Linked DNA regions of Homo sapiens: region 2 is linked to region 1. The links are chromatin contacts, found by Hi-C in ENCODE. All regions are on one chromosome and are shown on one strand. The core of a region is the stretch at or near the end of the contact, and the rest is flanking DNA. Distances in the headings are between cores, read along the strand shown.

Region 1 (3,404 bases), core at 34-2,533:
CATGTGGTTACTAACCGAACTACTACACTGCTGTCGTAGCATGAGGGCAGCTGTAGGCAGCAGTAAATGAATGAGCATGGCTGTGTTTCAATAAAACTTTATTCACAAACACTGGCAGTTGGATTGGCTTTGGCCCAGCAGTTTGTAGTTTGCCAACCCCCATCTAGATGTGGAGATTCTGAGCTATGGGCATACAGTCTTTGGGGTTGTAAGTCAGTCTTCCCAAGATGAGCTTTTATGTACACTGGGAAGCTGGTGTTGTAAGGGGCCTCAGATAAGCCTAGACTGGTATGAAATCTAGTCCCACCCTCTCATTTTACAGATGAAGCAATAGAAGCTCAGAGAAGTGAAGCAAATCACCCAGAATGAGGCAACAGAACTCATGCTCCTGACACTGAGCCAGGGCACAGCAGTTGCTACATACTTTCTTTGAGTACTTCCAGTATGTTTCCAAGAGCTTTAACAATAATAACACCTAACATACAGATGTTTGCCAGTTTATCATTTAGAATGGTGAGAAAATATATCTTGTTTTATATATGAACAAATTGAAGCTCATAGACTTTCAGTGACCTGCCAGTGGATTCAGCTAGTCATGGATCTAGACACAGACCCATGCCTTTGGACTCTAAGGCTGGCACTATTGTGCTGTAGAAACACGTTCTATAGATAATGCCTCAGCTGCAGAACAGAAGAAGTAGAGAGAAACTGGTAACTTGCCATTGACTCGGTAGCTTTGGTTCTGAATGTATTTCTGGGTAGAGCAATAGAGGGGATCCCTCTTGGTTCCGTCTTTGAAGATTTGATGCTGTGAATTTGGACCTGGCCTGGCAGCAGATCTTAAAGTGACCCCTGCTCTTGAAGTTAAGGATCTCTAGTACTTCCTGGTGCTGCCCCATTAAATGCAAGAATCTGGCATCTACGTAAAACTTTTTTTTTTTTTTTGCATACGTTTTCAGGGATTAGAGAATGCAAGGCACTTGCTGAATAGTGGTCATTAGGTATGGAATAATTCAGGTAGACAAGCTCAGCTTTAGAGATGCTCCCTGCAGCTTTTTTCCTCCCGGGGGAGAGAGGTGGAGAGTAACTGTGTCTTGGTGGTCAGGTACACCTAGCACAGTACAGGGTGCACAGACAGCAGGACACTGCCTGGTTTATATCAGTCCCACCCCTTCCACCCTCTCAGTGACACTCAGTGACACTCTGCCAGGGCAATGGTGCCTGGCGACCTCTTCCCACTCACATTCCTGAGCACTGCTGAACCCAGCCCAGCTAAGCAAAGCCTGCCAAGCAACTCGGCACACAGAGTGCAGTGAACTGCCTAGAAGAATGCAGGGACTGAGGCCAAGGTCTGCTTGGCTTTGTTATCATTTATTTTGGTGTATTTATTTAATTGTATTTGCAATTTCTTCTTCATTTTCCTTCTTTGCTCTTGGATGGCACGTGACAAGGACTTCCTGGCATCACATCTAATTATACTATTTTTAAATTTTCCCTTCACGCCCCATCACTGGCAAATGTTTTTCAAAAAACTTGATGAGATTAAAACTAAATTGACCAGATGGCTTCTTTGCACCTAATTAACACAGTCCACTGGTGCCAGATTTCCAGGGCACAGGGACCCATTATCCTCATGCTTACTTCCTTGAGCTGCACCACTCTGTTCTGCCTTGTATATTTATCAACTCTGGAAATGGATTTAAGGAAATGCACAGGTGTTACTGAGCTAAGAGGAGTCTTGGGGCTTTAGGGTTTGGCAGAGAAATGCAGCAAAATGTGCTGGGAAGAGTCCCTAAGTTGCATGAAGGATCATCTTTTCATCTTCCAATTCTGCTTCCTAAAGCCCAGCTAACAAGGAGAGTAAATGGTCTAGAACTAGAAAGCTAGACCTGGGTTTCATGTTCTGTCCCTGTTGTGTTCATTGTCCAAATTTGTTAGAGGGTATGAGAATTTTCTGGTTAACACTTAGATTCATGCATCCATCCCATATTTTCTAAGTTCCTCTAACATACCAGACACTGAAATAACAGCTGGGGATATCATTACAAATAAGACAGGCAGTCTTTGCCATATCAGAACACATAGTCTATTTGGGGGAAAATATTAAAAAAGGTAGTTCAGGTGTTGTTGCAACCACTTCTTTTCCTTCAAATGGTAGTATTCCATAAACTATAAGGCAATTAAGAGATTTGGAGTATGTCTCTGCAATATCTTCTCCGGGGCCTACAGGGTCATAAGCCTCTCTATTGTTGACAGCCGTGAATGGCCCAGCATCCAAACCTGCCTATGGAGCTGCAGCCCACTTCTCCACTGGATCCAAGAAAGGAATACAGAGGAGCACTCCTTTCCCCACGCAACACAATGGGTTGTGGTACATACGTGACGTTCCTTATGGAAGAGTTGTGGTGATCTCAGAAGGAAACATTCCAACTCAAAAGGACAAAGCCTGAAACTGTACTTAGAACTTCCTATTTTATTACACAAAGGAAAGAGACTTTATCTTGGGCCTTCACAAGGAAGACATCCTTCTCCGACCTGGCTGTCAGGTTCACTTTTATATTCATGTGTATTTCTTCTTTAAGCCTCTCAATCTGCCACCTCTCAAATGTTTTCTCTGGAAAAATACATTTCCTCCACTGGCTGAGGCTCTAGGTTCTTCCTTTCAATCTTCAGTCTCAATTAGCATTAACTAGATGAGCACAGATGTTCACTGACTCTAAGTTTCTCAGGCTACACAGCCCATGAGTGAGTGTGTAAGTAGATCCTGTACCTACCAGTGAAATTGTGACCTGCTGGTTCCCGACTTAAGTGGTATGTTAGCTAAAGATATCACTCTAAGATAAACATAAGCTTTTCTTAGTGTCCAGATAGTTAAATCCCATGATGGAAAAATAATATTTCTGTATTAGCAGGCCTTTCTGGCTTAGTCCCTTGGGAATGATAGGACCTCATTAGTGGGTGAAAGGGCCCCAGGCTCTTTCCTGTTCTGATCAAGCCTGGAAGAATCACACCACAGTAACTTCAGTTTTTAATGGTTATTCTATTTATAATTTGGGAAATAATTACAGTTCTGATTAAATTATGTTGTTTTTAGTTTCCCTCAAATGGGAGGAGGAAGACTGCAAATTTGTCTCACTTCAACAATTTGTACAAATTATTTACTTACCGTTGTTATAATTAACCCAGAGGAAAAAATACAGGGTTCCATGATGTGCACAGCTGGGGACATCAGACATGATCTGGCAAGAAAGGGAGAAGGTTCCTTAAAGAGTTGAGATATAAAAAGTAACTAAGCGTCTTCCACTTCCAGTCAAGATGGAGTAATGGGGATTGGATTTACCCTCACACTTGACCCAACTACAGCACTGGACAAAATGTATGAAACAATGACACTCAGGACATTG
Region 2 (3,485 bases), core at 520-3,019, 210 kb after region 1:
TAGAGGCCACACGCATGGGATGAGTGCCCTCATAAGAGGGGCCTAAGGGAGCTTGTTTGTCCCTTCTGACATGTGAAGTTACAGTGAGAAGATAGGGTCTATGAGGAAACAGGCCATCATTTGACACTGAACCTTGCTCTCTGGACTGTGAGAAATGTGTTTTGTTTTGTTTTTTTTTGTCAGCTACCTGATATGGTATTCTGTTATGGCAGCTCAGACACAGTCCTGCGTCTTTAGAACTCAGGGTACACTGTGTGCTCCGTCAATGCTCATGACCATTTGGTACTCACGCTGGAGTGTGGGGGTTCGGAATGAACACTGAGACCAGCCATGCAGCATCTGTCCTCTCTTTCTGTGAAAAGTGCCATTCTGTATGTGACATGGACCCCTAGCTTTAGACCCTACAGATCACAGTGCAGTGTCTTTCACAGAGTGAGTGTGCTGGGTACTAGTGATACTAAGCTGGGTGATAAACCCTGCTAGAGAGGTGCGGCCTGCATGGAGTGGAGAGTGTGTGACAAGGTGAAGCAGCCCAGACAGAAGTGCCAGCACCACCATCCACTAATTGGGTGACCTCAGCCATGCACCCGAGCTCTGGGCCTCATCTTTCCCATCTATAACATGTGGGCATGTACCTTTGTTTTGGCAAATAAATGACAATATATGCTTTTAGAAACTGGTGGCTACTAATCTTATGTAAAGAATGTGTGTATTTATCTTGCCAAATAAATATATGGTTGCTCTTCAATTTCGGATCATGACAAGTCGATATCATAACGAATTTGTTGTATTTCTTGGTCAGGGAAGAAGGAGAGAGAAAAAAACCAGTGCCTAGTGATGACGCCAAGTCAAGGTAAAACCTGGCCAAGGGTGGACCTGGCTCCAGTGTCTCTTCCAGTTCTCCTTCACCCTGGGGATTACTCATTTATCTCTATGAATGCAGATTTATGGACCTATAAATGAATATATGTGTTAGGGCCACCATTGCTTGTTGTAACTCCACAAAGCATGTTGACCACAAAACCTATTGAGGGCCATAGGGGCCCAGCCTGCAACGCAGCCCATCTGCTCCCTGCATCCTCATCCACCGCCTTCCTTACCACCGCCCACCCACATGCCAGCACTGCCGCGCGGCCTCTGCTCCGGCCGTCCCTTGGCCTACACTGCCTTTTCCTAATCTTTCCCAAGTTGACTCCTAACACCTTTTAAGACTGCCTAGAATCACCGGGAAGGCTTCGCTGGCCCACCCCTGCCCGCCCAGCTTCCCCAGGCTGGGGGAAGTCCTTCTTCTGGGGGCTTCCGTGTGCACCTCTGTGCCTCCACGTCCCTCCTCACACGGTGACTTTCCGATGATGCGCCTGCCTCCCCTGTCCATGGATAATGAATTCACCCAGGACAGGGCTTTGTCTTTTTCATTCCTGAATCCGAAGCTTACCTGCTACTAGAGAATTTGTGAATTTCCGTTGAACACGTGGAAGACCTAGGAAGCTGTGGGGGAGAAAGAATGAATGACTTTCTTCAAGGCCTCCTGGCAAAGCAGCAGTGCAGCGGGAACCGGAGCCGGAGGACGCTGGCTCCTCACCTAGAGCCCTCCCTTGGGTCAGGGTGGCTCTTCTCTCCCATACCTAGCGTCCGGCGCTTGGCTTTGTTTCCCGGAGTGGGTGGCACTGTTTGGCCGCCACAGGCACAGCATCGCCCCTAGGCATCGCCCTCCGCACCCGGGGATGCGGCGTCCCCAGCCTTGCCTTTCTTGATGGCTAAAGCAACAGCGCCACCTTCCGGCCTCAAGGCCACCGGGCGTGGCCGGACTTGGGAGACCTTGGGCGCCCTCTTGTGGAATTTCAGAAGTTGGGCTGCGAAAATGACTCCGTTATCCCCAGCTGACCATGAGGCCCGCTGGGCACTTCCACCTCTGAGGTTTGAGTGGTTCAGTGGGCCTGTGCAGGGAAACCCAGCCTAGAAAGCAAGCCTTTATAGCTACCTTGGTGTAGAAGATCAGAGGCATATGAGGTGAGAAACAGGTGACATGTCACGCTCCCTGGAGACAAAATGTCCAGAAAGCTCCTCTAGGCAGCAAATAAAGAAGTTATGAAAAGGAACCGTGGAGAAAAAAGAGGTGAAGGGAAAAGAAAGGGAATGTTATTCTGACCCACATGCCTCACCGCCAGGGCTGAAGTCACTACTAACAAGGCCATTTAGGAAGAGCAGGCTGGAGTTGACAGCCTTTCCCCAGGAGTCCTCTGGTTTCCAGGTCCCCCGGTTTGAAGCACTCAGGAACACACTCAGCCCCTGAATCTTCACTCAGTTCCGTGGTGTTACTGGCAATCGTTGGATATCCCTGGCTGGGGCTCAGCCTCAGCTCCGGTGTCAGCTACATAAGAATCTCAGCATCTTGGGAACGTGAGCTCAACTTGAAATACACTTCCCTGAAAGGATTACTTTGTTTTGGGACAAGGCTCATATCAATCTGTCCTGCCAAGAGATTACTGCTGTTAAACTGTTGGTTTTCACTGCTGTCAAACATAATCTTACAAGGAGAGAGAGGGGCAATCACCCTCAACACCCAGCTGCAAGAGAAGACTTTTGACTGGGCAGGACTTTTCCTGGCACTCTCTGGAGAATAAAAAAGGAATATGTAGAATGGCTGTTGTGTGATTAATGCTTACACCCACAGTGCGGCTGAGCCATTCCCAGGGGTGCACTGAGTGGGATCCCTCTACATGCAACGACCCTGCTGGCATTTCACAGGTGCCTGTGGAGAAGGCCCATTGAAGACCTGGGGCTGAAAGTGCAGCTCAACTTTGCACATATGCTTGGATTTCCTCTCTATTCCAAGGCAGACAGTCCTCAGGGTTTGGCCTAACACACAAAGGATGGGAAGAATAAAGAAACGATGTTCCAACAGTATTTCTGCAGATCTAAGCTACTGAAGGGATGCTGGACCAACCACGATAGATGCTTCCTTTTCCGCAGTGCCTCGAAAAACACTTAGGAGTGTGAAGGAGTGAAATTTTATGCTATTGGCCTTGTTCTCATTTACTTTTGATTATTATAAAATTATTCTAACGCAAAACCCATAAAAAATTGGTAACTCAGAATCTCGCCAGATGAACTGTTACATCGGACTACGCTCTAGGAAGAAGTATTAAAAATCAAAGATATTAACTTTCCAAGTGTTCATTTCCATCTGTTTTCCCTCTCTGGGACTCAGTTTCCTACTCTGTACAATTGGGACGGTGACCTACTTTCAAGGACCTTTATAGTTCAAACGCTCTTCGGTTCTGTGAAAAGAAGCCTTACATCATCCCATGGTGGGCTGCATGTCACATTATCACACAGAGTGGTCCTTGCTTTACAGAAAAATATTCATTTGCTCATTCATTCACCTATCCACTCATTCCACAAACAGTGAGCACCTACGATATTCCTCACACTGCTAAAGGCAGAGCTGTAGGGTGAGCTGTGAATAAAGCAAGGTCCTGGCC

What was found. A loop is a pair of places that touch in the nucleus more often than their neighbours do. Pooled maps may share reads with other maps.
Region 2: a pooled map shows a loop between it and region 1 (2.2-fold over the local background). The contact joins the promoter of LINC02551 here to the enhancer-like site in region 1. A Hi-C loop is called at or near these places in 2 of 168 maps with a recorded cell type or tissue (IMR-90 and dorsolateral prefrontal cortex) and 7 of 50 pooled maps.

The regions. Positions count from the first base shown.
Region 1 is chr11:130,652,793-130,656,196 of GRCh38, forward strand. No RefSeq gene overlaps it. Among named protein-coding and RNA genes, the nearest start is that of MIR8052, 12 kb to the right of the region's middle. Within about 2 kb of position 1,284, at least 16 of the 41 ENCODE cell types and tissues checked have a DNase peak (open chromatin) inside an H3K27ac peak, as active enhancers do.
Region 2 is chr11:130,860,341-130,863,825 of GRCh38, forward strand. It overlaps LINC02551 (long intergenic non-protein coding RNA 2551), which reads right to left and starts at 1,770. Exons shown (of 6, transcript NR_125383.1): 1 at 1,626-1,770; 2 at 1,436-1,488. RefSeq lists enhancers at 1,131-1,631, 1,632-2,132.